Linked DNA regions of Homo sapiens: region 1 is linked to region 2. The links are chromatin loops, found by intact Hi-C in ENCODE. Cell type or tissue: gastrocnemius medialis. All regions are shown on one strand. Each heading gives the region's core, and the rest is flanking DNA. Links, peaks and the distances in the headings are about the cores only. Region 1 holds the start of LINC00970 (long intergenic non-protein coding RNA 970). Region 2 has its middle 110 kb from the start of LINC00626.

Region 1 (15,433 bases), core at 2,490-10,489, 200 kb before region 2:
GAAGTGAGAGGAAAGGCGTGGGCAGAGGGGAAGCATGTGCAAATGCACAGAAACAGGATACATTTCATTAGGGTAGAATGAGAGAACTCCTTTGATTGGGACAAAGGGGGTTTGTTTTTGCTGTTGTTTTGTTGTTTTTGAGACAGGGTCTCTATTTCCCAGGCTGGAGTATAGTAGTGTGATCATGGATCACTGCAGCCTCAACCTCCTGGGCTCAAGTGATCCTCCCAGCTCAGCCTCTAGAGTAGCTGGGACCACAGGAACATGCCACCACACCCAGCCAATTTTTTTTATTTTTTGTGGAGATGAGGTCTCACTGTTTTCCCCAGGTTGGTCTCAAATTCCTGGGCTCAACTGATGCTCCCACCTCAGCCTCCCAAAGTGGCGGGATTATAGGCGTGAACAACTGCACCAGGCCTAGTTTATTTTTTTTTTAACAGGGAAAAGATAAGACTTATAAGTGCAGGGTCAAGACTGCCCTTTTATTTTCTCTTCCTTCCTTTCTTTTCTTTTTTAAATGTTTACCTGGGAGCATAGATTCAAGCTGCCCTGAGTATACACTCCCTAAACTGACCTTTTTTTTTTTTTTTAATTATACTCAAGTTCTGGGATACATGCGCAGAACATGCAGGTTTGTTACACAGGTATACATGTGCCATGGTGGTTTGTTGCACCCACCAACCCGTCATCTTCATTAGGTATTTTTCCTAATGCTATCCCTCCCCTAGCCCCCCACCCCTGGCCAGGCCCCAGTGTGTGATGTTCCCCTCCCTGTGCCCATATGTTCTTATTGTTCAACTCCCATTTATGAGTGAGAACATGCAGTGTTTGGTTTTCTGTTCCTGTGTTAGTTTGCTGAAAATGAATGTTTCCAGCTTCATTCATGTCCCTGCAAAGGACATGAACTTATTCTTTTTTATGGCTGCATAGTATTCCATGGTGTATATGTGCCACATTTTATTTATCCATAGACAGTCCTTTCTAAAAGAAGAACTGGAGTGAAGCAGATCCAAGTTCATCAGGGAACTGTGACTTCATGCCTATCACTCCCCCATTCATAAGGGGTAGGAAGGAGAGATGCAAGTTCCTCTAGCATAGGAAATCAGGTTCCCTCCTCACTGTTTCTCCACTGCTGCCCTCCTGGGTTGAAGTGGGTGACGCTCAGCTCTATGCCACGATGGCCAATGGAAAAGTCAAGTGTAACTGTAAAACACCATTGTCCTAAAAGACAGCAATCTTCCTCCTTTTGCTTCTCCCATGGCTTCTGCATAATGTTTGCTTAAGGAAACTTGGACATGTTCAGAAAATGGCCTTTCACCTACAGGACAATATTTCAAATGAAGTTAGAATTAGACTCAAGGAAACCAGGCAGTGGTCTCATAGGATATTTGAAACATATCAAGACTCCCATTTTCTTAGCTTTCATGCACATCTAGATGTGAAATGGAAGTGTTGTTACTTGGAGGTGAGAACAATGTTGTTCTCACCTCCAAAACACAGGGCTTCCCCTCTGCCTGCCATGCCCTTCCCCTCAGTCCTCACACAGGCCTACTCTTCCTACCCCTTATGGGAAAAAAGTGCAGTTACTTGGAAATGATTATTCTCGCCTCCAGGACACAGAATACAGGTATTGTTCTCAGCACCAAACGCAGCTTCCTTCTCTGCCATGGGTGGAAGAAAAGATGCTTCTACCCCTTCCTCCAATTTGAAATTGAGCACTTTACTCCCCAATGTCAACCTTTTACAATTTATTTTTTTTTGGTTCTGTGAACCTCCCAGCACTATAGTTTAACTGTGCATTAATTAAATATCTTTTGGGAGTGTGCTTGCAAAGCTAACCTTCATGTATGTTATCGACCTATAGAAAAATCTGTTGCAAGTTCCAAACAGGTACCATATGGATTTTTAAAATGTAACCTGTTGGTGAGATGCAAACACTTCATCCTAATAATAATTTCCCTTCATTGGCAGATTGGTGCAGGGGTTGGGTGAAACTGAGCATGCCAAGTCGTAGAAACTATCAGATTTGTATGAGAACTTAGAGGCGATTTTTCATATGACAAAGTGAAAACTTAGAGTGGAAAAATAGCTGGTGAGCTTGGGGCAGGGCTGGTCTCTGACTGAGACCTCTTTCTTCCATTCCATGTTCATTTTCCATCTCACGATTCTGCTTGGGTTAAACCACACAGCCACACATGAAGGCGGAGAATATCATTGCCTACATTTGAGGGACTCCAAGGAAAAACTTCACTGTGATCCTCCGTCAAAAAAGAAAAAGAGAAAAAAAAAATCCCCATGATAGCTTTATCAGTTAGGGTTAGGTTTGGCTGTAACAGAAACCCAAAATAACAGCAGCTTCAACATCATGGGATTCTATTTCCCTGTGACTTACAAGACCAGAGGTAGGTAGTCCAGGACTGGGATGATGGCTTTATTCCAGTAAGTCCTCAGGGAGCCAGGCCCCTTCCAGCTCATCTTTTTACATCCCTTCTACATGGTCCTTGCATTCATGGACACCAGTCATCACATCCAGGGTGGAGGAGGGGAAAAACAGAAGTGCCAACCACCCTTCAAGGCAACATCCATCCTAGATGTCCTGCACGTCTGCTCCTACATCATTGGTCAGAACTTGGCCTCAGGACAACACTTAGCCATATGGGATGCTCGGAAATACAGTCTTTGCTCAGGGTACTTGTCCCCTGTTAAAAATTAGAGGTTCTGTCACTGCTTATGCCACAGTGATGCAGAGAAACTTGGCACATATGGATGTGCTCTTTTGTGTTAGTATTGTCAAAGCCTTTTTCCAAGACGAATCCTAGGAGGGGGCCCATTGTCTCATATTTTATTCTCCAATGAGAAGATCAAATCGCTTTCTTTTGTGGTAAGAAAGACAAGCCATTCGAAGAGCAAACCATTAGAAGAGTTCAGGCCACTGGGGTCGGGAGACATGGCTGTGGAAATGACAGGGGCATAGAGCTGGAGAAAAATCTTAAAAAGAGTGCACAGAAACAGATGCATGCCTTGCCATGGCACAGTCTGTGACGTTGCCCAGTTGGCAAGGGCTGGTTCTGTTAATATTCTGCCCACCCACCACCCTTCTCTACTTCCTGTTGCAATCATGGCTGCAATATCTGTCAGCCTCTTTGGGGGCTTGTGGGATTTAGACAGCTATTGTCCATTCTTAGTACAAGTTGCAGCCGGGAAGGGTGTGGTTACTCAGCCCCAGCATGCCAGCTGGGTGCCAGTTTCAGCATGTTAACTGACAGTAGGGCTTAGTGCAGTTCCCATTTAGGTGTAAACTAATAGCTACTTTCAGCAGATCACTAGTCCTTCAATTTCACTAGCCTTCCAGAAGGATGGAATATCACAGCGACACTTGGAAGCTTGTATAAGAGTTGACCAGCACTGGACTACATATTATTGAGGACACTAGGTTGCTTCTCCGACTCTGTAAACTCCCCATGGCCACAAGACCTTTGCACATGCTATTTCCTCTGTGTCTGGAATGTTTATCTTTCCCCTCTTGGCAAGATAACACTCTGGAGTCTTTAGGGGAGACTTCCTTGACTTCTAAGAAAAAAAATGCCTTAGCCACAGGTTTTCCTATCATTGTATAACTCTTCCTTGTGCCATTTGTCACAGATAATAATTTTTCATTCATGTGATTATTTGCTGAGACTTTAATTTTATGAGCACTAGCTTTTGCCACCTTGACATCCCCTGTGTCTAGCACAGTGATGGGTACATAGTATGCACTCAGTGAATTTAGGTGAATCTATGAAGTCGCTGCACCTGCACATTTGTCTCCAACCCTAATGCAACTATAGGGTTTATCAATATATTGACGTGAACTGTCTATATCAGATTTACCTGCTTAGCTCCATTAACATGCAGATTCCTGGACTTTATCCGAACCCTATTGAATTAAGGTATCTGAGGAGGTACCTGGGATCCTCATGTGAATAAGCTTCCCAGGTAATTTGCACACACCACAGTATTTGAGAAGCCCATTGCAGTTGGGAAGACAGTACAGTATAGGTATTATTAAGAGGCCCATGCTGCACACAGGAATGAGCCTTCAGGATAAGACTGTTGTATTTAAGAGCTACCTCAGTCTACTTACATTTAGAGAGAAGAAACTTATAAAACAACTTTCTCTTTGAGATCTGAAAATGCCAAGGAAAATTTGGAGACAGCTGTTAATTGAGCTTAGGGAGTCCAGATTATGTGGAATGAAACAATGTGTGTTCACGGTAGCACCTGTGCACAGACAATTTCAAAGAAATAAAGCAAGACTTGATTGTCACCCGGTAGCTCACTGTCTGCCCTCCCCCCAACCAACCTCCTCTCTTAGGTAGAGTAGCGACAGGAAATCCTTGTTGAGGGGCTTCTGAAGCAAAACCTAAGTCCTCCACAGAACCTTAAGTCTGATTTCCAGCCTCCAAATTTAATCACACATATGGTCACCTATTAAAGTGAGCTCATGCACTTTAATCCTTGTTTTCTTTAAAATTAAAATAATTGGAGTATAATTGTTCTGAAGTTAAAAATCCACATGACCAACCACAATGAGTGAGGTCTAAACATACAATTTAACAACAAATGGTGTGAAAGTCCTTTAAAACAAGAGTTACACTGAACATTTTGGTCTTTCTTTCTTTCTGCCCACCCGGTTGCTTTTTAAACTCAACACCAAAGGCCTCTTCTTCCTCTTCTATAATTCTTTCCTTCTCTGCCTCATCTTGAGGGCAGCTTCCTATCTTTCTTTAAGGATCATAGATTCTTTACGTTCCAAGGATTTTGTCCTTTCTCCCATTGCCCTGGCTTTTACCTCCTCTTTTTAGTATTTTAACAAGGTTTTGAATAATCACTGTCATTTCTCTTTTAAAAACAATTCATTATGCTATCTTGCCAAATATCCAACTCTTATATATTAATAGCTCCACTAAAAAGAAAACAGAATGAGCTGATGTATGAATTAGGGTTATGAATAAAGATTAAAAATTCAAACCATGAAGTATTCAAAACATAAGAAAATATCCCTAAGAAGGACTCAAGCACAGTACCCAGAGAACAACTAAGAAGAAGGGCTATATTCAAACTGTGAACTCCTTAAAAAAAGAGACGAAGTATTATTTTACTTGTGAATTATCCAGTTTCCAGCACAGTGCCTGGAACATAAAAGTTTCAAGAAATATATGTTGAATAAATCATTGAAGGAGGAATCTCCAGTTTTAACCAGGGGACTTGCTAGTTTAATGTAAGGTTGATATTCAAAGTAAACCTCTTCTGAACCCCAAAAGTTTATTGCAACCTAGCAGTAACTTACCTGGCCAGATGGTTTAGAAAGTGGGTTGTTGGCAAGAGGTATAAACTGTTCCCTTCTTGAAATCTGTGATCCTCCCATCACAGCACTTGAGACCTTACACTTCAAGGTCCTCAACTTTTCAGGGATGTTTCTGGGTTATGGTAGTAAAAAAAGAAATTTTTTGATGACAAAATATAGAGGATTTTATCTAAGAGCCCCTTTGTAGACTTAGCCAGATATATTTAATTGTGGTGCTGTGGAAAGTGCATGGGTTTCCAAGACACAGCCATCTGAAGCTGTGAAAGTTACCTAACTATATGAGGCTCCACGTTCTCATCTTGGAAACGGAAATAACGCCATCTATATTTTATTTTCATTGTGGGAACTTGAGAGAATTAAGGCCTTAAGACCTAATAGAAATCAATACATGATAGCTTTTCTCTTTTGAATTTAAGCTGAATAGTGAGTGATATTTTTGTCTGTTTCATCATGGCTAGCTTCCAGTGCCTGACACAGAATAAGTACTTACAATATTTGTTAAATAAATTACATTTTTGTTTAGTTACCAAGTCACAGACTGGAGATGCATCCTTGTATTTTGAATATTCTAAAATAGTAGAATGTCTGGTGTTCCTATTAGCATCTGGCTTTAAGATGTTGTATCTATGCCAGTGGCAGCTGTGTGCGTTCCCTACATCACATGGGGCAGTAGTACATGCAGTGTCTAAGTGGGTCTTACAGTGTGGTCCCCAGACCAGCAGCATCAGCATGACCTGGGAACTTAGCAGAAATGTAAATTCTCTGGCCCCATTCTAGAACTACTGAGTGAAAAATTCTAGGGGTGGAGGTCGGTTGATTCTGATGTGCACCAGTGTTTGAGAACCAGAACTACAGGTATATATAAAACTCCCCAGTGCTGTAATTAGACATGATATGAGCACTGGATGCCAGAGAATTGATGACTTGCACTGAGAAAACATAATCACTGAGGATTTTAGAATATGATGCTTCCAGAGCTAACATACTCCTGGTAGAGGATTTTCAGGAACCTGACAGATTCTGAGTTCAAATGCTTCTTCATTGAACTGGCCTCATGATATGATCTATAGACATGTGCCAGAAGCATTACCTAAACTGCTGTTTTTACTACGGTGCCCCTTCCACCCAGCTATAGCAAAGTGGACTGGAGTGAGCACTGACTCAAGGGAAGCTCCATCTATAAGCTAGCCCTCAATTCTTGTGTCAGGCAAGATGTAAGCCAAGCTGCTGTAATAGAGACCTAAAAATACAGGGAATCAAAGAAAATAGCAGTTATTTCTTTCTTTTGTAACAGCCTGGTGGTGAATAATCCAGGCTGGAATGGTGACTCTGCTGTGTGGGTATTCAGAGAGCCTGCTCTCCTGTCTTGTTACTCTTGCATCCCCAGTGGTGGTGTCCTCCTTTGCTTGACTGAGCCTGAGTCAACATTGCATCTGCATTCTGTCTTACTGCAAGGAGAAAATCCAGGACAAGTGGCTTTGTCTTTAAGAAGACGATGCCAAATTTGTACATCTCACTTCCATTTATACCTCATTACTCACATAGTCATACCTTGCTGCAAGGCAGGCTGGGGACTGTAGTGTGCAACCGGCAGCCATGTGCCCGCATAAAGCACACAGGGTTCTATTACTAAGAAGAAAAGAAGAATGAACACTGGAAGACCACTAGCAGCTTCTGCCAGAGTTCTGAACATCTTCTCAGTTCCTCTTCTCACGGGGCCCTCTGTACCAAGCAGCCCTGTCCTTGGATTCCTGTGAGATTTCTGTATCCCGACATTAAAACCCTCTTTTCTAGAATTAGCCTGAATGGGAACCTGTTCTTCGTAACGAAATGCTGGGGATTAGAACGGTGTACCTCAAATCCCTCCTATCTTAGTAAAGGTTGAAATAAACAGAATTTTGATGGGTGGTAGGCTCAGAACAAGCACAGAATGAGAAGGATTGTGCAGTCCTGACTACAAGGATGGTCATAAGATGAGGCTGGCTGAGAATTTCCCCCACACGGCAGTTCTGAGCTGTCTTGAACACTCTGTAACCTCCATGAGAGCCCCAAGCCCAGGCCAGACAAAGCCATGCAGTGCGTTAACTTGTCTTTGGCAGCTTTCAACCTCTTTCTGCATTTTCAGCCAGTGAGATCCCTGCCATCAGAACTCCCATGTCCTGTGCTCATTCCCTCAAAATTCCGTGTTCTGTTGTGTGCACAGGCACTAGGGACTCCTTGGGGATCAGTGCCTTATTTAATGTGAAACTAGTAATGGGGAATTTTAGGTCCGTTTAGTTTATTAGGGGCTTTTGGTGTCCTGCAAATAGCACCCAGGCAGGGTCCTTTGGCCATGTTGCAGCAGCAGCTCTCTGTCTGCATTCCAGTATAATAGACTGTGAGAGAAATAACATCTCTCTTCTTCCTTTAGGTTCAATCTGTCATTTACAATTGCCAATTCTATTTCCTGGAAAAACAAAAACAAAAACAGGTAGAACTCTTAGGTCTCTTCTTTCTCCAGCCTTGTTTATCTCCCTTCCTCTTTTTAAGTTGACCGTTTTGATTCTGCTGTTCAAATGCCTGGATCAGATCAAATGCCAGGATTGCTCACGGTACATTCAGTGAGGGATTATAATAAACTAAGGGGAACCAGGAGAAACCCACAATGATGGCATTTAGCACATTCAAAGTTGAAAATAAAGTCAACGTTTATCCTTAATCAGCTCAGTCTTGATCTTACTCATCCTGGGTTTCTTGACTCTGTCTCTGGTTAGTTTGCTCTTCCATGGGCTGTATCTTGGTACTCCACAATTTTCAGTGAAATACATTACAGCCCCATGACATTCTGTTTACAGTAGGTCTTATAGAAGGAAGGTAAGAAGGTGGGGGGAGGGAGTGAGCACATTACCAGGTGAATGGTCGCTGTGTGCCAGCCACAGCTAGATGCTTTTAATCCTCAAAACAAAATGAAACAAAACTGGAGAGGAATTAATATTGCAATTTATGGGAAAATGGAAGACTATGCAATTTGCCCAAGTTACTAATACCTAATAAGTGGTACACTCAAAATCTAATCGAGGTTGTCTGACTTCTAAAGCCCGTGCTCCAAAATTGGCATCAACACATTTATGTAGAGTCTTTTACTAATGCCATTAATTGTTATACCTTGGAAAAAAGGGGAGGCATATAGCTTATTTAAAGCACATTCTTTATTAGTGAACCAAGGATGGAGAGGGGGATGGAGAACCACTGTGAATACATTCAGTAATTTATCAACAGGGGACTTTGTTTTGCCACAGCTTTATTGTTTGACTCCAGAAGAACCCATTGTCTATTCTGTGACTTAGTTTTACTATCAGATTAAAAAAAAAACAAAAAAAAAAACGAAAAACAATGTTCTCAGTGTTTGAAGAGCTTAGTAGAAATCTAGATTTTTATATGGTGTTTTGCCTAGATTTCCTTTTGATTTGTAGGATTTTTATATAAATTATTTATATAAAATAATAAAAATAATATAAATATATATTTATATTAATATATTATTATAAAATAATATAAATAATAATTATTTGTATGCTTATTTATGCAATCAGTTATAAACACCCCATACAGAGCAATTTCATTTTAATTTTTTTGTTTTGGAGCGCAGTGGTGCTATTTCAGCTCACTGCAACCTCCTCCTCCTGGGTTCAAGCAATTCTTGTGCCACAGCCTCCCAAGTAGCTGGGATTACAGGTGTCTGCCACCACACCATGCCGATTTTTGTATTTTTTGTAGAGACGGTGTTTTGCCATGTTGGCCAGGCTGGTCTCAAACTCCTGGCCTCAAGAGATCCGCCCACCTTGGCCTTCCAAAGTGCTGGCATTACAGGCATGAGCCATTGTGCCCGGCCCATTTCAGTTTCTGCTACAGCACTAAACTTACGTTTCTTAAAGGTAGGCCTTATGTCTTCATCAAGGAATCCTAAATTGTTAGACCTGAAAGGAACGTGAGAGATCATATTATGGCTGATGATATCTTTTTCTGTTTCCCTCACATGACCTGGCACCATACCTTGTATACAGTAGGGGGTTTAATAAATAGCAATTGTGTAAGTAGATAAATGCTTTGTACGCTTTGTAATTTGACCTCTCCCCCATATCGTCTATGAACAATGATACAGGAACAATTTGAATCTCTGAACACAATTATTATGTGTTTTATGCAATCATAACCACTCCTATAGGAGTTTGCTTGTTTTTGTAAGTGTTTTCCTCCTGAAATGACCTTTACTATCAGTTAGGTTTAGCTTAGAATATGAATTCCATGTATTCAAGTATTTTGTAGAAAAAATACCTCTGTCCTCTGTGATCATATTAGAGCTACCTGATGACAAAAACAGCATTTGGGTAACACCATGAAACTGCATCACTCACTGTACTTACTTCATCAGTATATCGTCTGTACCAAGCCTGGAAACCAGTTTACCTCTGCCCTGGCTTTAGGGCTGACTTCATCGGTGTGCAATCTATGCAGTTACACGGCGTCCTTAGCTTAGTGGAACCCCCTGCTTGGATTAATGCTCAGTTGTCACCTTTTTGAAATTCTTAATAAATTTTCTGGCAAGTGCCCTGCATTTTCATTTTGCACTGGACTCTGCAAATTATGTAGCAGGTCCCGACTCCCTGTCTGTGTTTGAGCATTTTCTCTCTCCCTTTCACATCCTCCAATCCGGCTTTCCAAAGGCAGAGACATCACATACACTCATCTTAGTGGGACCTGAAACATCTGCCAGGCCTTTAGAATAAACTAGTAAGTGAAGTATTCAAAATAAATGGATATTCATACATACTGGCAAACTAATGGAATGGAATGATCATGCATAAATCATTGACTGGTGCCAGCCACTGAGCTATGGGTTTATATACTAATTTTGTTTAACTGCCACCTCAAACCTGTGAGAGAGTGCTATTATTCTGATTTTACAAATGGGAGAAGGGAGGCTCAGGAAGGTCAGTAAGTGGCAGAGCTCACACACTGAGTTCTGATGTGTCTGAGTCCAAAGCCCATTCCCATTTCACTGCATTCCTAACTGAGGCCTGGAAAACTTACCCCTGAGATCACAGCATTGCCTGAGAGGAAAAAGGACTTTTCCTATGGTTTTCACACTTTCACTTTTTGCACTGGATCTTTCAGTTGTCTGGTTAACAACTAGGTTACGTCATTCTATATGGGGCTTTCAGATACAGAGCAACTTTCCCAGGACCACCCATTAAACTAGAAGTGAAGTGATATCGTTGTTCTCACTATGATGGTAGGGTGAAGGAAGCAGATTGGCCATGCCAAAACTGATGTCCTCTGAGATCCCGAGGCCCAAGCCAACATTTGACGGCATACCTCACTCAACAACACTTTTACCTGTGTAATAGAAAACAACAGCCATTTATAACTCGCTTATTCATTTTTTTTTTCCACAGGCCTCTGCGCAGCATCTGCTATGTGCAGGCACTGTGCTAGGCCCTGTGGAGACAATAATGAAAAAGATATAGCCCCTGCTTTTCAGATGGTCACAAATTGGCAGAAGGGTGCAAACTCATAACTCTCTTTATTCCAACATTTTGCCAGCTCTGGTTGTAAAGTTGAGGAGTTAGGAGTTGGAGTAAATTTAGGAAATGGGTAGAATATTATTTTTGCAGCTCATTGGAATTCTCCCTTGTTACAGATCAGGGTCCTGGGTTGGGTGGCATACCTATGCCTGTCATTATTTGCATCCCTGGTTTAACAGCTGGCTCTGGCCAATCTTATACGATCCTCTACCTTAGCAAACAGAAACACAGTTTTTGAAAATTCACATGAAGAAGAGTTGAATAGCAAATAAGTTCAGCCTTGAGGCTCCACCTATTACCTGGCTGTTGAGCTTTGTAAAACCATTGATTGTTTAACAGCCAGCAGGGCAAGAAGGCCAGAATTATGCTCAGCAAATGCAGAAACAGAGCACAGTTGTCTGTGTGTGTTTCCATGGTAACAGTGATAACAGCTTATATTTATAGACTCTCTATCTCCAAGGAGCTCAAAGCACTTTACAAACACATCATCTCTCTTCTATAGGAAAAAGAGAGAAGGAGAGAGAGGGGGATAGGAAGAGAGGTAGAGAGAGAGAAAGAAAGGGAGAGAGGGAGGGAGGAGGAAGGGAGAGAGGGAAGCAGGGAGGGAGAGAGAACAGGAGAAGAAGGAGGAGGTACAGAAGGACTTGGTGTGCTATTATGCACATTTCACAGATGGCACAGAGTGGGGAAGTCAGTGACCCAAGGTGGCAAGGTAAGCCAGTGACAGATGGTAGATTGGATGGACCTAGTGGCTCATATAACTCCTGGAACTTTTGCTGCTGGCCTTGAGCAGATGTCAGGGCTGAGCTGCTGTCTCCTAGTCATCTTGCTCTGTTCAGTGTCATCTAGGTGATCAGATAACTCCGGGGACATCAAAAGCAGTTTGGCTCAGTATTGTTGGTGGGAAACACAGGGAAAATTCTTCCATGGGGAGTTGGGGATAATGTCCAAAGTCCTTATAGCCAGACAGCCACCAGGCAATCCCAGACTGTGTTCCGAGGGATGACAGGCTCAGCTGTGCTGCACACTCATACTGAGGCTCTGCGCACATTGATGGAAATGGTTTTCTTCAAATAGAGCCCATTTCACAGTTTCTGAAGGACCTTTGGAGGAAATGCCTTTTGGGTACTTCTTTCTGAGACAACTATTAGACATGTGATGTGACTTGGAGTTATCTGAAGGCTGTAGCCTATGAAATTGAAAATGAGTTTTGTAAATCTCAGATCTACTATTTTCTGTATAAAATTCTTGTATGAATAGAGCCATGTCCTCTGGTGGAGGCCTGAACTCTTGGAGTGGGTTAGCATGAATCTCAAGCTCTTGAGTCCTGGAGCAGCCTGTCCCCATTCTTCTTTAGCCAGAGTTGGCCTTGGTCCCCACTTCTTACCCTCACAGGCCTTCTGTTTTCCCCCTCACTGCCACCTCACTCCACATTTAGCCTTTGGAAAATAGCAACTATTTTCTCTTCTAAAAAAGAGTCATTTTCTGCAGAGCATTCAGTCAATCCAGCCAGCAGTCCCCATGGCAACACTGAGATAAGATCCTTCCTCCCGCAGGTCTTCAGTGGTCTTGATAAACAGATCCCACCGGTTCCTGCAGCCCATGACCTCAGGCTGAAGCCAAAGATGAGCTTCTTGCCTGTTTAGGCTTCAGGGATGCTGGACTGAAGGGCTGATAGTTTGAGTAGCTGAGTCCCAGCAAAGTTTAAATGCTTTACAAATAGGCTTCTGACCCCCAAAGCAAAAATAAATTAAGCAAAGAACTTCCTGAAGGAGGAGGAGCAGTTGTTGGAGGGCCTTCTGGTTTCTGCACCATCTTAGTAGTTGACCTACATCCACCAGCGCCTGGAGGCTCACCCACCCAGGGGGAGTGAGTGGGCTCTTCCTCTGACCCTCTCAGGGTGGGCTGCACTCAGACTGAAGTTCTTTCTCTTCCTTCAAGATGCCAAGCTCCCTCTTACCTCCTGGCCTTGAGCTCCAAGCAGGAAGGAGCCCCAACCCCTGGTTTTGTGCCTGGTGCATACTCAGAATTTGTAAAGGAATGAACTCCTTTTGGCTGTTCCCTCCCTCCCTTAATCTTCACACCTTTTTCTTGGCCTTCCCAGTCCTCCTCCTTAAGGTCCCTCTTAGACACTCTGAAATTCCATCTCTCCCACTTCTTCCTATATAGTATTTTATCTTTCCCTCATTACAGCACTTATCACACACTATGGCAATTGCTTATTTTGATAGGAGTTTCTGGATGTCACTGAAACTGGCTTTTGGAGGTTTGTTGGAAACAGCATTTAAAGGTTTACTTCTGAATTAAAAATTAATATTCTGATTATTAAAGTTAGGATTAAAAACATAGTTTATTTGGGTTCAACTTATATGTGTAATTATTTTATTTTATATTTTTCCCAACTTTTAAGTTCAGGGGTACATGTACAGGTTTGTTACTATTTTATTTTTTAGTCTAGCAGAGTTTAGCAATCACTTCTAAAGGGCCTATGAATAAAGTTAATTACTTTCAAATAGTTTAAGCTATGATTATTAGTTATAATCGCCATCTCTTTCTTTTCCTATATGCATTTGTCTGTATTAACAAACTAAACTTTTTGGAGGACTTTAATACTCATATACATTTAAGCTCTTAAATGTATAAATATAGGATCCTAAGGTTCTCTTGTATGTTCCAGTAAACTTAAGAACTCAAAACCATAAAATTTCACATCAATTACTCAATTGTATTTTAAATGGGCCTTACAAGGCTATCATTCTAATAGGTCTGATTCTATTAAAAATTGCAAATACACAAAATAGCAACTATACACAATTTTATTCTTTAATACAAAATTATCAATACTATGGTTTGGGTCTCTCAAATCTTTCCATACTTAATTCTCAATCTTCCTGGTGTTAGGAAACACATAACCTACCTAAGGGAAGGCATTTGCCATCACAGGTAAATGAAGTTAGTTTTGCCCAGAAGATGGTCTTCCTGGTGACCATGATGGGACTTAGCCTTATTTAATGCTTATAGAGTCATAGGTTTTCACACTAAAGAGGCTGGTCTCCCACAGCCTTTGTCATTCCATCTGATTCTTTGTTTACTCAGAGGAAGCCTGTAGTTCCCATTCTTATTGATCACTTCACTGGATTTTGTATTTCCTTGTCCCTTAAGATTTGTCAGTATATTTACAAGTAACGCTAACTTAAACTTGATGGAATCGTAAGATTTATATACATTATCTTCTTGTTAATAATAAATACATTTGACCTTGATGGGGTTTCCTATTCTCTTATATTCTTAGGATCATACACGTCTTAGGGCTATTACACGTGATACTCTGTTGGGTTTTGTCTCACTCGTCATGACTCTTGAGGTCATTCTGCTTGCTGCTCCAAGGTCTCCTCCATTAGACTGTGAGCTTCCTGAGGGCAGGGCAAAGATGATTTGTTTGGAGTCATAAGCCCAGAATTCAGCATCTTTCTTGGCAAAGGACAGACATTATTGTCACTTGACCCTCCAGTTAAAGATAACCAGGAGCACACCTATCATTGAGCATCTTGGCCCTATTACTCATTGCAACGAGGCAGAATGCACACCGTGGACAACCATGGGGTATCTCAGTAAAAAGGGGCCAGAAGGACTTAGTAAAGGATTGGGCTTGTGTTAGGTTATTTTGAGAAGGGTTTAAAGAAGCAGGCTCTGCTCTGGATTGGATGCTATCAGAAAGTAGGAATAATTGAGTATGAGGAGTGAAGACTATAAGGAGTGAAGACTAGAATTAGGCTAAAGCTATGATTGCCAAAGAAGTAGCAGTCACTCATATTATCAGACTAGGGGAATGTTTAGGCATTTCTGAGATTTGAATAATGTTCACATTTTTGTCTGTTTATGTAAGATCAGAGGAGTGTTCTTGTTTTTGTCTTGCTCCATTATGGTCACAGAGTTTCCTCTGTTGTGTGAAGTTGTTTCTGTTTAACAGAACACCAAAACCTCTCTGTGAGTGCTGGGCCAGCTAGTAGCAACACTAGGGCCTAGCAGTGGTATCAGGGCAGCTCCCAGATGTCAGGGGCTGCTTTCTTTTTCTCACTATGCATATTTGAAAACAAATAAATGAAGGGATGTCTCATTTAACTCTTACTGCAATTCTGTAAGGGAGCTGTATTTCCATGTTATAAATTAAGAAACTGAAGCTCAGAGAGGTTCAGTAATTTGCAAAAAGTTGCAGAACTATTCAGTAGAAGAGCTGGGATTTTAATTTGGATCCACTGGACTCCAAAGCCCAGGCCACCACATGAATGAACAACCATTCTGGCACAAAACAGTTCTGAAAACTGGTCTGCTGCCTCATTCCTAATGGATGTATATTAGGATTAGAAGCCACTTATTGCTTGCATAAAGAATGAATCTTGTAATTCAAGTTGTTCCTGGAACTGAGGGTTATGATCTGTAGAGGAAAGTAAATTGACTGAGGAGTCCATGAAGAAGTCTGAGGAGAATGTGAGGGTGGTAGATGTTGGTACACACACAATCT
Region 2 (15,433 bases), core at 5,083-13,082:
TGCTGTCTCCATTGATTCAACGCAAGGAAGCTGTGTTCTCTTCCTTGAGCTTTATGAGTTTAAAGTACAGCCCATCCTATTGAGTGAGTTCTATGGGGCCATTGTCAAATCTAAAAGTGCTTTACAATGCTCCTGAGTAGATGGCATCCCACTGGGGTCATATCGTTCACTAATTGAAGGTAACGTTCTTGGATGATAGCAAAAACCGTATATAGCTCTAATAGCTGCTCTACAGATAAGCCCAAGTGCTATACCAAGCCAACCCCAATCTGTTTATATAAACCAACTATAAAATAATTTGCATGCAAAATATTATTTTACAAACTCCAATATCACAGGAGTAAACTATCTATTGAAAAGGCTGTAAATATTTGCATAAATGTTGCATAAACATGATGGGCTTTAGTTTGGAGTCTTTGTTAACATAAACATTTTTAGAATTATCTTAACCTAATTTATTTTAGCTCTAGACCAATTAATATTTATTCATAACCTATGTCTTTGGTAACTTGCCTAACTAAAAAGAGCCTCTGACATTTCTTTCCCCTGGTATAATTAAAAATTAAAATTTGTCATCGGTAACTTATAGAAAACTTTTTTCACGCTTATTTTTATCTTTTATAAATTAGTATCTTGGAGCTCAAAATTGCTCTTTGGAGTAAAAACTCTCTGTCTAGTTATTTAAAGAATCTATAAAATCCTTCCTTCCTTCCTTCCTCTTCCTTCCCTTCTTCCTTCCTTCCTTCCTTCCTTCTAGCAACTACAACATCATTTAGCATGTATATACATTTTAGTAAGCAAAGCATGGGGAATCAGAGGCAAATTATCCCCAAATCTCTGCCTTCTAGGAATACAAAGCCTAAGAGAACTAGATCTAAATAAAAACTGTAGGCTACATGTAGATTGAGTTGTCCTGCTTATTGAGATTAAAATGAGATTTATTTCAACCCTAACCTGTAAGCTGTAGTAGCCTTGAATCCCTCCCAATCTTTCCAAAAGTACTTTTGAGAGGGAGGATGGAGGGAGGGAATAAGTGGTGATTGGTATGATATTTACATGCCCCTTAACATTTCTTGCTGCATATGCTGTTCCTCAAATGCTGTTTCTGCACCATATTGTCCAAGATGTGAAACACAGTCTCTTTACCCCTGAGAACTTCACTCACACAAGACATTTGCTTGTGTGGTAGACTTTGCTGAAAGCTTGAGATGATGGAGGGGTTTCACACAGCCCATTATTTGCCCCCTCCCTTGATACACATCCTTTTCTACATTGTCCACGTCTCCACCCTATTAACACAGAAGAGAGAAGCTGAAGAGGATTTTGGAAAGTAAGGGATGAGACAAAGCATGAAAGATGACCAGGTGCTACCCAAGTTGTGGGACACTTTGCTGAAGAGAGGGATCCCTGTCCTCGTGTGATAGGCAGAACCTTCATCTTTCTTCTTCGTGCTCTCCTGTCCATGGACTCTTCGGTGTCTGCTTAGCATGAGCCACCAACTCCCATCTCACATTTCAGTGGCACTGAAGAATTGCAGAAACTTTGAAATTTTCTTTCTCTTCTTTCGCTTCTCTGGCATAAAGGAAAGTAAGCACTATACAGATTAATTGATATTGAATTAGGCCATTTCTTTTAGAAGAAAAGAGTGACTGTTTTAAATGTTATTTCTTCTCCCTTTACAATTGCAACACATTTCTATCTAGTCCCATCCTACAGCCAAGTGTTAATATGTTCTCATTCAGTGGATGATGGATTCTTTACTTTTCATCTTAAAATTAAATAGCTATGTTCTATACCAGAGAAGTGTTCACTGGCTACTAGATAATTCACTCCCAAATGAAAAATAAATGACATTAAATACATAATTCTGTCACTACTAGAGCACTGTATTATTTTGTTGTCATAGTCAATAGATACTTGTTCACCTTTTGGCAGCAGTGAAGGTAATTTTAAACTATAGAAAGGAAAAAGTTCCAGTTATACAGGAATTAATATTCTAAAAGAAATGTGTTTTCTGAATTTAATCTTTTAGATCAAAATGATAGAATTGTAAAGTCAAAAGGAGAAAAATTGAGGATTGGCTGGTTTGTATTATCATCAGTTCTCAAATGTTTATAAGGGCCATCTAAGAGTGAAACGACAATGGAAACACGTAAGTCATTTCCTAATCTTATTTTAACCTTCAGGTTCAAACTTTTTATAGAATAGATGAAATGATAGGTACTTCATTGATAATCTTTTCACATAATCCTGTTTATCCCATAAGTGGAAATACTTCTCAAGAGTGAAATAGCCAAATGGAGGAAAAGGTCTTGGATAGTAGCACATTTTAATGTCTTGTTTAAAATTGTCATTCCAAATTATGATAGTTTGTTTCCAAAGATGGCCACCATCAGTGTCTTGTTTCCCTGCACATATGCACAATTGCCAAATCAAGAGGTGAAGTCTAATTTCCCTCCCCTGTTATCTGGACATCTGGACTGATCTTCAGTTTTTGTTTGACCAATACAATCAAGCAGAAATGATATTACAGCACTCCCAAGCCTAGGTCATAAGAAACCTTGCACCTTTCCCCTGGGCCACATGGAACATTCCTCTTGGGATGCTCTTGAAACACTTCAGTCATACTGTGAGAAATTCAAGTCACATCCAAAGACCACATATAGAAGCTTCAGGAGACAGTCTCAGCAGAACTTCCAATCAATAACTGGCCATATGGTATAGCTATCTTGACCATAAAACTCATTTGGGCCTTCAAATGGTTCCAACCCCAGCCACCATCTGTTAGCACCTACTTGGGAGACTCTGAGCAAGAACGACTCAGCTCAACCCAGTTAACCTAACAGAACTTTAAGAGATAATAATAAATTGCTCTTTTGAGCCACTAAATTTTAGGATGGCTTATAACAACAATAAATAACTGAAACAGAAATACAAATATTTTGAATAATCTACCTGTTCTTTCTTTTTTCAACTCTTTGGATAGTCTCTTTTAACCAGGTACTATGCTAGGTGCTGGTGATGGATTCAAAGATGAAAGAGATATAAGATGTAAAGCCTGATGTATTTTCACAAGGAACATTTACTTGGTGAGACAGACAAATGAGTAGAAGAATATTATGCCATATGATAAGTAATATAAAAATGCACATGGTTCTTGAGGGATCACGTAGCTTTGGGAAAACTAATTGACTTTTTTTTTTTGGAAGGTTATTAATAAATAAAACTAAAAACTAAGCAGGAGACACAGAGACTCACCTGAGCAGCAGCACGGGGCAAAGATGGCATGTGGAACTTTCTTGGAATTGCAAATATTTCAGTCTGGCTGGGGCATAGAATATGAAGACTAAGTGGAGAGATATAATTGGGAAAGTTGACAAAGAGCTCAAAAATGTCTTTGTATACTGTCAAACGAGTTTGGATTTTATTATTCAATGTTAAAATTCTAGCCATTTTCATCCATTCATCTTTTATTTTACCTTACAATCCTTCAATAACTAAAAAATAATCATACTCCTCCAATGGCTATGTTGAAGGATCTTGAGGACAGGAAGAGAGTCACATTGTCTGATTTATGATTCAGGATGATGGAATCTTCTGACAAGATTTTTATTTTTTAGATCTTAAAATGCATTCTTTTCAGTGAAGCCATCTTTGGAGTTAGTCATTACTCTCACCTTATCTGTCATCTTGACTCCAATATGCTATTCCTCTTCTTTTGGTCTAGACTCTAATTTTAAAGCTATCTTCAAGTTAAGGAAAGGTCATTTTTCCACAGTTCAGTTCTCTGAAAAGCTTACATCTCCCAGTGAAAGTCACAGTCCAGGAGTGAAGCAATCACATGCTAGAACTTTAGGGCCAATTGGGAAGTCTTTACAAACACTTGCCTTGGTCGATCTTACTTATTGCTACAAGCCTGAAAATGCATAGTCCTAAAAAAGGTGGTCTCTCTGTGCACACATGTAATTTTTAAAAAGGAGAGGGCAATACGAAGGGAACTGAGGCTTGATCACCAAAAATCAGCACAATGAAAGCAAATGATAATGAATAATGAGCACTAGAATTCAAATTACCAGATGTTTTAAAGAGATGGAGTGCCAGTTTTCAATTCCATTTTGAGCACCACATTACAAAAGAACTATTTTAAAAATAAAAAAATGATTGAGGGAAAAGAAAAACAAATAAAAGAATACCTAAACTACTGAATGACCTCATTTGCTCATGATAAACTTCAATCACATCTTCTTACTCCATTCCCAGTTCTTTTATAGTATGAGTAGCAGCAATTCTCTGATCTTCAAAGACAAATCTGAGTGAATTCATTGGAACTCCCTGCCTTTGACAGTATGATTCTTTGAGTTTCTTGAGATGTGTTGTCATTTTCACTTTGAAGTGAATCTCGCTGCTATCCTGTCCAATGACTTTGAGTTTAACATATTCTCATTCCTTCTTATCCTCCAAGTCATCAGTTGAAGGTTTTGCCTCCTGATCTTACATAGGTGACAGGGGCTTCACCCAGGGGTCACTGCTATGCAGTGTTTCTAAAGGCATGAGGGAAGGGGCAGGGTGCAGTCAAGAAGCCTCTATGCGGTAGGTGAGAGCTGTGGCATCCAAGAATAATGGAGAGGGTGGTAGGTAGGTGGCTTCTAAAAAATGGTAAGGATCTGTAAGAGCTACTGTAGAGTAATAGGATTGGGCTGACTTGAGTCTCAGAGAAGGACTGCTGCATAGCTACATGGTCAAGCTAAAGTTTAAAAGAATGACTTCATACTGTCAATAATCTGCATGGGTATGTTACCTTTTTTTCCTGGCACTCAGCAATTCAAGTATGGCAGTGAGAAGGTGAGTAGCTTGATTGATCCAAGGTTATGACTTTTCTGGGCAGGTGCAATGAACTCAAAAACTGGATGATAGTTAAGAATATTGACAAAAGAGTAGTGAGAGAGATAAGACACAGGGTCTAAGCAATTGACAGCGTCTAAGCAAATGACTTGGACAGCTCATTCACGTGAAAGAATGGGATTAAAAGTAAGAAAGCTGAAAGGATCAGGGGCTGTGGTTAGAGAGAGGTGTTGCACAGATTGGAGACTGAATGGGCTTTCCTTCTGGGCATGAGAGACACAGGGTGATGTAACACTTCTAGAGAAGAGATTATGAGCTATCCATGATAGTGATGACATCACTAGTCATCACCATCACTTGCAGTAGGAGGTCAGTAGAATCCATCTATGTCAACAGTGAAGAATGCTAGAGCTGTAGTACATGAGCCAACAGGAGCCTCAAAATAAGAGAGAAATACAGAAATGATGATAAGGAACAGGCTGATTAACTCTGAAGCATTGAGCAGGTAACGTCTGAGCTTAGCTTTTAAGGATCCATAGGAGTTCTTCAAGGAGATGAAAAAGGTGATAGAGGAGATTTCAGATAAAGTCAGTATCACCTGCCAAAGTTTACAGGCATTTAAATTGTTTTCTACCACAATATCCTCAGGAGGTATAAACCATAAATACATGTTCTACTTTCTATTTTTCCTCTTTTCCTCAGACCATGACCATTCTTGAAATGAACTTTCCCATAGAATTAAAATAATCCCATTTCTGGATACCTGAGTAAGTTTGACTTAAATCTTTTCTCAGTTTGCCAGTTGCATAGTCTGAACAATCCTGCTACCTGTGGTTCTTAAGGAAAAGTGGTCATAGGTAAAGTTGGTGCACCAGCCTAATATGATTCTACAGAACTCTTGTTTAACTTTGAACAAATGCCACTTTTATTACTTTACAAAAATTGATATCCTAGAATCCATGATTTCTTCATGGTCCATTTTCTTTTTCTATCCGTTTTTGGAAGCAGGGTGATTTTAGAAAGAGTATGTATGGCATTCAAGGCTAAACAGAGTTGGTGTTGAATTGTGCTAACAACACCTACAAGCTGTGTAACATTTGGCAACTCACTTGGCCTTTCTGAATTTCCGTTTTCTCTTTTGTGAAATACAGATAGCATGTCTATCTCCTAGAATTATGAGAATGAAATGCAATGTCAATAAGGGATGGTACAGAATAGATGCTCAATGTTTCCTCTTTGTGGTTCTCTCTGAATCTCCCTTGCTTCTCCCAACTCAAGCAAATTAGTTTTCCTGAGCTAATTTCTTTCAAGCATATGGCTGCTGACCTTTTATTTTTCTTAATCCATTGACCCCTCTATATTGTGTATCTGCCCCCTGCCACAGCATCACATAAATATATGATAATTCCCTGAAATTGTCCTGCTTTCTTAGAACTTGACTTCTGGCAGACTAACTCAGAAACATTCAAGAGAAAAAGATGAGGAAAAGGGAATCTCTTTTATACTGGATAGTTTTAATAACAGAATCCTGGAGACAAAGTCAGAAAGTGATCATGGGAACAGAAAATAAAGAGAAAAAATGCAAGAACATAGAGGAGACACCCTAACAATAAGACTACGAGCAGGAAAGTGTCCTCCCATGCTTTGCTGAAGCTGAGTGATATCTGGTTAAAGTTTCCTTGGGCTCTTACTACCTTTCTGAAACTAAATGTTGTTTGAATAGGAGGAGCTAAATTTTTCATAAATAAATCTCTCTGATGGTTTGTTACATGTTCTTTATTTTTTTCTGTGTTAAAATGTAATCCGTATTTTAAAGTTTTCCCACTTGCCAGACTTATTTTACATTTTATCTCATATAGAGGTCTGCACCCAAGGAAAACTGAGATTCTCCCACCGGTTCTCCATGTAGACTTTCAGAACAGAGTAGCACACTGTATTTTGGTGAATGACACTCCCTGGGGTTGTGCAAGCATGCTTGCCCTGAGAATTACAGAGGCTGGGTTTTCAGGGACCCAGGACACTGAAATCCCTGGAACTGCCAAGCCTCAGTAGTTTCTTCACCTTTTCCTGTTAATGATCACACCACACTACCCAAGTTTCTATGAAACTATACAGCAATGATAGAAAGATAAGTTTGTAATATAGACAAGACCATCAAAAAAAGTAATTTACAAAAGGAGAAGTATAAATGGCCAATGAGCATATGAGAGGATGCTCTGCCTCTCTAGCAGTGAGAGCAATGCCACTTAAAACAGCAGGGATAAGCCATTTAGAGTGATTTGACATTGATAGCATAAAATAATAACCATTGTTGGTGTGAATGTGAGAGAAGCCTGGAAGAGATTATTCCTATTTTTATTTTCCAAATTTAATATATGATTATGATGTGAGCTATGTCTATTGCAGCAAGGGGCTAATAGAAAGTTGTCCAGAGAAGTGGCCAGGCACGGTGGCTCACACCTGTAATCCCAGCACTTTGGGAGGCTGAGGCGGGTGGATCACGAGGTCAGGAGATCGAGACCATCCTGGCTAACACGGTGAAACCCCATCTCTAATAAAAATGCAAAAAATTAGCCGGACGTGGTGGTGGGTGCCTGTAGTCCCAGCTACTCAGGAGGCTGAGGCAGGAGAATGGCGTGAACCTGAGAGGCAGAGCTTGCAATGAGCCGAGATCGCGCCACTGCACTCCACCCTGGGTGACAGAGCAAGACTCTGTCTCAGAAAAAAAAAAAAAAAAAAGAAAGAAAAGAAAGTTGTCCAGGGAAATATAAAGAAGAAAGAAATCATCCATGGTCACCTTGCTCAGTGAAAACCTCCATTGCCATTTACAATTGATTTATTTGAATCAGGATCCAGTTGAGATCTAATCATGGCATTTGGGATGTCTTTTAAGTCTCTTTTAATTTAGAACAGATTCCCCCCGCCCACACACACTCCTTTTTTTTCTGGTCCTTGACTTCTGGAAGAAACTGAGTTAGCTGTCCTACAAATTGGTTCAAATTCTGGATTTGTCTATTTGCTCTCCAACTGGTCTGCAAACTAAAAGTTAGACGTAAGTCTGGATTCAACTCAAGTTTAACATTTTTTGGCAAGAAAAGTTTGTAAGTGATGTTGTGTATTTTTTATTGCATTACATCATGTAGCACATAATGTCTGGTTGTCTCATTTTGAAACCGCTTACATTGATCAATGGCTTCAGATGAGACAGCCTGATTCTTCCGTTGTAAAAGTCCCTATCATCTCTTCTCTTAATGGTTTTAGCATCTGTTAATGTTTATTGCCTGAATCAATTATTTCATTAGTGTTGTTAAATGGGGATTTTCTAATTTCACTAATTCTTCTACATTTAATAACTATAATTCTTCTCTAAGGAAAAAGATGTTCCTCATCAACTAGGGATTTTTTTTATTTTGAAATGTAGTAAAACAGGACAACCAAAATGAGTATTCCCTAATTTTGTCCACTCAAATTCTTAGAAATAATGACAAACCAGTGGCAAGAAATATCCATACGTGTTCAGATTATGGTTTCTAAGTAACATTAACACTAAAAGGGACCAGAGATTCATGGAGAAGGGCTGAGTCCAAGTCCAGGGTGAAATAAGTAAGATGAACCTGATGATAAACCTTGCGGTGGCAATAAAGAATCTCTCAAAGATAACAGGGCTGTGTCAAAAAGATCTCCCAGGAACTAGTTTGAAAGAACTTCTGCCGGTGCAAGATGGGACAATCTTTACATCAAAAACAATAGTGACTGAAATTGACTATCTCATATTGAATATATTTTAAGCCTATTAGTTCATAATAACACAGACAAAAAATAAAAACTGCTAGAGAACCACAAAACCACCAGCCAAAACAAAAACACAACAAATACCATTTCAGAAAAGTAGGGCACCAACCCCTTGCTCTGAAAACTGGTAAATTACAGGGAAAGGATGATTTATGTTTCTAAATGATCATCATGGCTGCTGTGTGAGGAGTATGTTGTAGGAAAACAAGAGTAGAAACAGGGAGGCTTGGGCCAGGCTCCAGGGACTGTGTAAATTGCCAGGGATACATGGATGATGAGCTAGCCCCTGACCTCCTGGAGCTCTCATCTCCAGTGGGGAAGGCTGCCTTGTCACCAGGCAGTTGGAATCAAGCGGGAAGTATATAATAACAGAGGCAAGCAGACGGTGCCACTGCAGCACACGAGAATGGCATCAAGCCATCCTGGGAGCTCTAATACAGAGGAGTACATACCCAAGCTGAGTCTTACATTGAGTCAGAAATAAAAGATGATCATATCCCAGACCAACTCCAGAACCAGTTGGAGCCTGCTGGAACTAAGGCAGCTGTAGTCAGTACTGACTCAGGACCTGGATAGGATTAAGCTGGCAGGAGGAAGGGAACATTAAGTCCAGCAGAGAAGGGACTAGGGAAGATGGGCTGAAAATTGATCCAACATAGCCACAGGGAGGATAGGGCTGAGATTTCTTTTGTACTACCTTCATCTCTCTGTTTATCTGATCATTGCTTGTAACGGTGAAAGATGCTAAATGGGGGAGATGAGAGGAGAGCTATGAGGAAAAGTAGGGAGGCAGACATCAACGAAGCACAAATCACAGCTGTTCTACATGGAAGATGAATCATGCTATGTTGCTGAGCTGCATCATAGGAAAAGAGGTGCCGTGTCTATGCTGTGTTGTGCTATGTTAAAATTTTAATCACTAGAGATGATATAAACACTGAGGAATCAAAAACACACTGAGAGATCACTGGCCAGACAGAAGTAACACATGGAGACAGACTCAAGCTGTAGAATAACATGAGATGATGTCAGAGTAGACCCTTACATGACCCAGGGAATCTGCAAATATCCCAGATCCTTGGGATATTTGGATGGATGAAATGGACCCTGCACAAAGGAGGGTGAATAATATGGACTACCTATGCACAGAAATACAGAGAAGAGTTACAAGCCAATGCTGAGCTGAAGTGTAAAGTTTCAGAAGAGAGTTTAAACAAATATTTAAAACAATGATAATATTCAGTTGTGGCAGGAGTGCAGTAAAATTGCTGTTTCGATGTACTACTAGTGAGAGCTGAATCAGTACAATCTTCCTGGAAAAAAATTAACGGTATGTTTAAATATTCTTAAAATGTTCTTATACTTTTTCCTAATAATTTTATCTTTGAAAATAAAAGAAAGGCCGGGTGCGGTGGTTCACGCCTGTATTCCCAGCACTTTGGGAGGCCGAGGTGGGTGGATCACAAGGTCAGGAGATCGAGACCATCCTGGCTAACACGGTGAAACCCCGTCTCTACTAAAAACACAAAAAATTAGCTGGGCGTGGTAGCGGGCACCTGTAGTCCCAGCTACTTGGGAGGCTGAGGCAGGAGAATGGCATGAACCTGGGAGGTAGAGCTTGCAGTGAGCCGAGATCATGCCACTGCACTCCAGCCTAGGCGACAGTGCAAGACTCCGTCTCACACACACACACACACACACACACACATACACACACACAAAAGAAAACATAAGAAAAAAGCCCCCAAAATATACAAGAATATGTATACAAAGTATTATCAGAGTATTAGTTTAGAGGAAAATAGAAAACAATCTAAATTCCTACCAGTAAGGAATGATTAATTAAGGGTGGCATATGTATAATTGGAATATTATGCAGGAATTAAATGATTACAGAGATTTTAGTAATATGGGGAATGTTTATTATTTGAGATTAAGTTAGAAAGTAGAAAATAAATTGTAAAAATTTTTTAGTTTTTAAAACCATAGAAAAACTATAAAGTAGAAATACAGCAAAATTATCTGTAATCAAATTATGTTATTTTTAGAAGCTTTATCGGGAGATAATTTACATACAACAAAATTCACTAATTTAAATGTCTAATTTGATGACTTTTGACAACTGTTTATACCTGTGTAACCACCACCACAATTAAAATAAAGAATATTTTGATCAACCCCAAAATTTCTATGCTTTTTTGTATTCCCTTCCTCTGACTCCCTGACCCCTAATAACCACTATCTGCTTTCTGGTGCTATAGTTTTGCTTTTTCTAACATTTCATGTAAACAGATTCTTATAGTGTGTAGGTTTCTATGCTAGTGTCTAGCATAATGGTTTTGAGATTCGTCCATGTTGTTGGATGTATCAATAGTTTGTTCCTTTGTGTTGCTGAATAGTATTCCATTGTATAGATATACTACAATTTGGTTTTCCATTCACTAGTTGTTGGGCATTTGGGTTGTTTCAATTTGCTTACTATGATAAATAAAGCTTCTATGACCATTAGTGTACAAGTCTTTGTGTGCTCATTTTCATTTCTCTTGGGTAAATATGTAGGAATGGAATTATTAGATTATTTGGTAAGGGTTAACTTTATAAGAAACTGCCAAAATTATTTTCAAAGTATAATAGATGTATAATAGATGTACCTGTTGTAATGTATGAGACAGTTCCAGTTATTCCACATTATAATTTTGAGGATTCCTTTTAGATTTGATTTCTAGTTTTATTCTGCTGTGGTCTGAGAAGATACTTGATATGATTTCAATTTTTAAAAATTTATTGAGACGTGTTTTGTGGCCTGTCATATGGTTTATCTTGGAGAATGTTCCATGTGCTTATCAGTAGAATGTATATTCTGCAGTTCTTGGGTAGAATGTTCTGTAAATATCTGTTAAGTCCATTTGTTCTAGCATGCCTTTTAAGTCCATAGTTTCTTTCTTGACTTTCTTTTTCAAAGATCTGTCTAGTACTGTCAGTGGTGTATTGAAGTCTCCCACTACTATTGTGTTGCTGTCTATCTCATTTCTGAGGTCTAGTCGTAATTGTTTTATGAATCTGGGATCTACAGTGTTAGGAATATATAAATTTAGGAATGTAATATCTTCTGTTGGATTGATCCTTTTATCATTATATAGTTTACCATTAACCCTTTGAAGTCTGTTTTTTGTTTTCCTAATATAAGAATAGCTATTCCTGCTCACTTTTGCTTTCCATTTGCATGGAATATCTTTTTACACCCTTTTACCTTGAGTTTATATGAATTCTTACATGTTAGGTGAGCCTGTTGAAGACAGCAAATATTTGGTTTGTGATTTTTAAAAATCCTTTCTGCCATTCTGTATCTTTTAAGTGTAGCATTTAGGCCATTTACATTCAATGGAAATATTGAGATGTGAGTTACTGTTCTCTTTATCATGTTGTTACCTAAGTTTGATTTTTTTCATTGTGTTATTGTTTATAGCCCTTGTGAGTTTTAAGCTTTCAAGAGGTTCTATTTTGGTGCATATTTGGCTTTTATTTCAAGGTTTAGAACTCCTTCTAGCATTTATTGTAGGGCTGGTCTGGTGGTGGCAAATTCCCTCAGCATTTGTTTGTCTGAAAATGATTTATTTCACCTTCATTTATGAAACAGATTTGCTGGATACAAAGTTCTTAGCTAACAGTTGTTCTGTTTAAAGGGGTTGAAGTTAGAACCCCAATCTTCTCTGGCCTGTAAGGTTTCTGCCGAGAAGTCCGCTATTAGTCTGAAAGGTTTTCCTTTGTGGGTTACCTGATACTTTTGTTTTAGTGCACTTAGAATTCTTTTTATCATGTTGACTTTAGATAGCCTGATGACTACAGGCCTTGGTGAAGATCTTTTTGCAATGAATTTCCCAGGAGTTCTTTGATCCTCTTGGATTTGGATATTTAGATCTCTAGCCAGACCAGGGAATTTTTCTTCAATTATTCCCTGAAATATGTTTCCCAGACTTACTGTGTTCTCCTCTTCCTTAGGAACAACAATTATTCTTAGGTTTGACCATTCTACATAATCCCATATTTCTTGAAGACTTCGTTCATTTCTTTTGATTATCTTTTCTTTATTTTTGTCTGATTAGGTTAATTCAAAAGCCTTGTCTTTGAGCTCTGAAATTCTTTCTTCTACTTGTTGTAGTCTATTGTTAAAACTTTCCACAGCATTGTGTAATTCCCTAAGTATGTCTTTCATTTCCAGAAGTTCTGATTGGTTTTTCTTTAAAATATCTGTCTTTCTAGAAAATTTTTCATTCATATCCTGAAATGCTTTCTAAATTTCTTTATGATGGTTTTCACCTTTCCCTGAAATCCCCTTGAGTAGCTTAATAATTGACTGTCTGAATTCCTTATCTGGTATTTCAAAGATTTCATCTTGGTTTGGATCTATTGCTGAAGAGCTAGTGTTATCTTTAGAGGTGTTATAGAATCCTGTTTTGTCATATTACCAGAGTTTCTTCTCATTTGGGTAGCCTATTTCTTCTCATTATTCTTGAATTTATGTTTTATGTAACTGTGTTTCTTCATTTGTTTGTTAATTTCTTTTTTCCCCTTAAGGATGTGACTTTAATGCTTATAGTTAATTATATTTGGTTCTTGATGCTTTCAGGGGTGAAGACTCTGTAAGAGTTCCTTGATAATACAGAGTCTTTGTATAGTGGCTTTCTCATATGCTGGTTGTAGTAGCAATGTGCTCAGTATGTGAGCAAGTTCACTGTCTCCTTTGGGGTTGGAATGGTAGAGGTCTCTCGAAGCTTATCATATAACCATGTGGTGTGCACCTTTTTATTTATTTATTTATTTTTCCCCAGTATTTTATTTACTGGTTTGATGGTTTAGGCTTCAGGCCAGTAGGGGAGATGTCTCTGGTTAGCAACCAGTTGTGGCTAAAGCAGGTGGGCAAATGCAATACCCAATGGTAGACAGATGTCCAAGCCTTGACAGAGGGGGCTGGAGGAGCTCTCAGTGAGTCACACTGAGGTCTTAACAGGGGGAAGGGTTGGAGCCACCTCAGGTCCCCTGACAGGTTAGCAAGAGAGTTATCTAACTCTTAGACACACCCCTGTCTCAGTGCTGTAGCTATTCAGATCACACAGGTGCCTCTTTTCATCTGTAGGAGTGTTGATATTCCAAGTAAAGAGGAAATGTGACTCTGTCTCTCTTGTAAGCCTGAACCTGGAGGGTGTTCCTTCTGCAGGAATACAGTCACTTCAACGTGTTTGAGAAAGGCTGTCTATAGTTGCACCCATGCCAAGTTCCCATAGAAGAAGCCCCAACTGTGCGTGCAATAGTGAACAAGGGGGGAAAGATGTCCCCTTCTCCAATACCCTTTACACACACCAGGGCTGTCTGACTGTTGGGTTAGAACTGAAGATGCTCCCTGCTGAGCCCAGCACTGCAACTCTGCCTCTGCTGAAAGAAACTTCCCACCAGTGGAAAGATCTGCTGCTCAAGGCCTGCCATACAGATTACTTTGTCTCACAGGGTATTCCCTTGCTGTGGTACACTCCCTCTTCCCCTAAGAGTGGGAGTACCTGGGAGACAGACTATTGTGAGTGTTGTTGCTCCTCTGGGTCTAGCCACCCAGTAAGGTTGCCACACTCCAGGCAGGAGCTGGAAAATGTCTGCAAGGGATCAAGTGATATGACCTCAAGTCTCCCAGCAGTGGGTAGCAGCACCAGCTCTAATGGGAGTGGCAGGGGAATGATGTATACTCTGTGAGATTCCTTGGTTATTGTTAGCCTTAGTGTATTGGCTTTCTCGAATGCCAGTTAAAGTAGTAATGAAGTAGTCATATAGACAGACTCAGGACCTCCTGGTTAGCCAGAGTGGTGCAGGCAGTGGTGATAGCTCAGATCATGCAGCTGTTTTCTCCTTCCTGGGTGCAGTGTTATTCTCTCAGGAGATGCTGTAATGGACTGCATTGGTTGGTCTCCAGCTAGGAGGTGGTGCTTGCAAAAGAGCATCAGCTGCAGTGGTAGCAGTGGGATTTTTGCTTGCCTTATTTTGCCTGGGAAGTGGAGGATACTCTGGTTTCTCAGGCAATGAAAGAAGCCATATAGCTCCCAAAAGATTCTATCTTTTGTATTAAGTTACCAGGGCAGGTTGTGGGGCAAAGCCAGGTGGGGGCTGAGTCAGGTAGGTTTGTACTGTGAGTCTCATGCAGGGTAAGCAGCAGCCCTTGTGGGTATCAGAAGACAGGAGCAGTTCTCAGGCCACTGGGTTGATATTCCAGAGGGTAGTATTGCTGCCTCTGCTGCACAGAAGAGTTAGCACAGGGAGAGGGGAGTAGCAGGTGATGGTAAGCCCCACACAGATCCCACACACTTGGCGAGGCATAACCACTCGTGCAGTGTTCCACTGGCAGCGGTGGGCTCAGTTCCAGGTGGCCTGCATTCAGAACTCACAACTGCTCCAAAGCATATGCTTTCCCTCTGGAGATGGCAACTGTGGCTTTCAGTCCATGCCCCTCCCTATCCACTGCGAAGCTGGGCACCCAGCTTCTGCACTTGTGGTTCCTGGACTAGCAGCTGGAGCACAATTTTCACTCCCCTGCCCCAGCCCTGGCTAAGGGAGTTCATCCTTACCCAAGATTATATCGTGAAACCCAGTTGGGGGCTTATTTCAACCTGAGACCCCTGCCTGAACTATTTGGCTGTGCTCTGCAGGGTCCTCTGTGAGGAACAGTGAAAAATGCTTTCCCTCCGTCTGCACTGGAAACTGGGAGTGCATGCAAGGGTCTTCCTGTGCTGCTCCTACTTTTATATTCCATGTGCCTCCC

What was found. Peaks named below come from ENCODE experiments on the same cell type or tissue, not always from the same donor. Only the 100,000 strongest peaks of a DNase experiment are listed, where the experiment ranks them.
Region 1: it touches region 2 in a loop (3-fold over the local background); 8 of 110 quality-filtered maps call a loop at or near these places.

Annotation. Positions count from the first base shown.
Region 1 is chr1:169,083,145-169,098,577 of GRCh38, reverse strand. LINC00970 (long intergenic non-protein coding RNA 970) reads left to right here and starts at 11,573. Exons shown (of 5, transcript NR_104091.1): 1 at 11,573-11,623. In gastrocnemius medialis, for the core only: no CTCF peak of the experiment used is centred there; a DNase peak (open chromatin) is centred at 6,937.
Region 2 is chr1:168,887,200-168,902,632 of GRCh38, reverse strand. It overlaps the pseudogene SUMO1P2. Among named protein-coding and RNA genes, the nearest start is that of LINC00626, 110 kb to the right of the region's middle. In gastrocnemius medialis, for the core only: no CTCF peak of the experiment used is centred there; a DNase peak (open chromatin) is centred at 9,162; H3K27ac peaks cover 3,125 bases.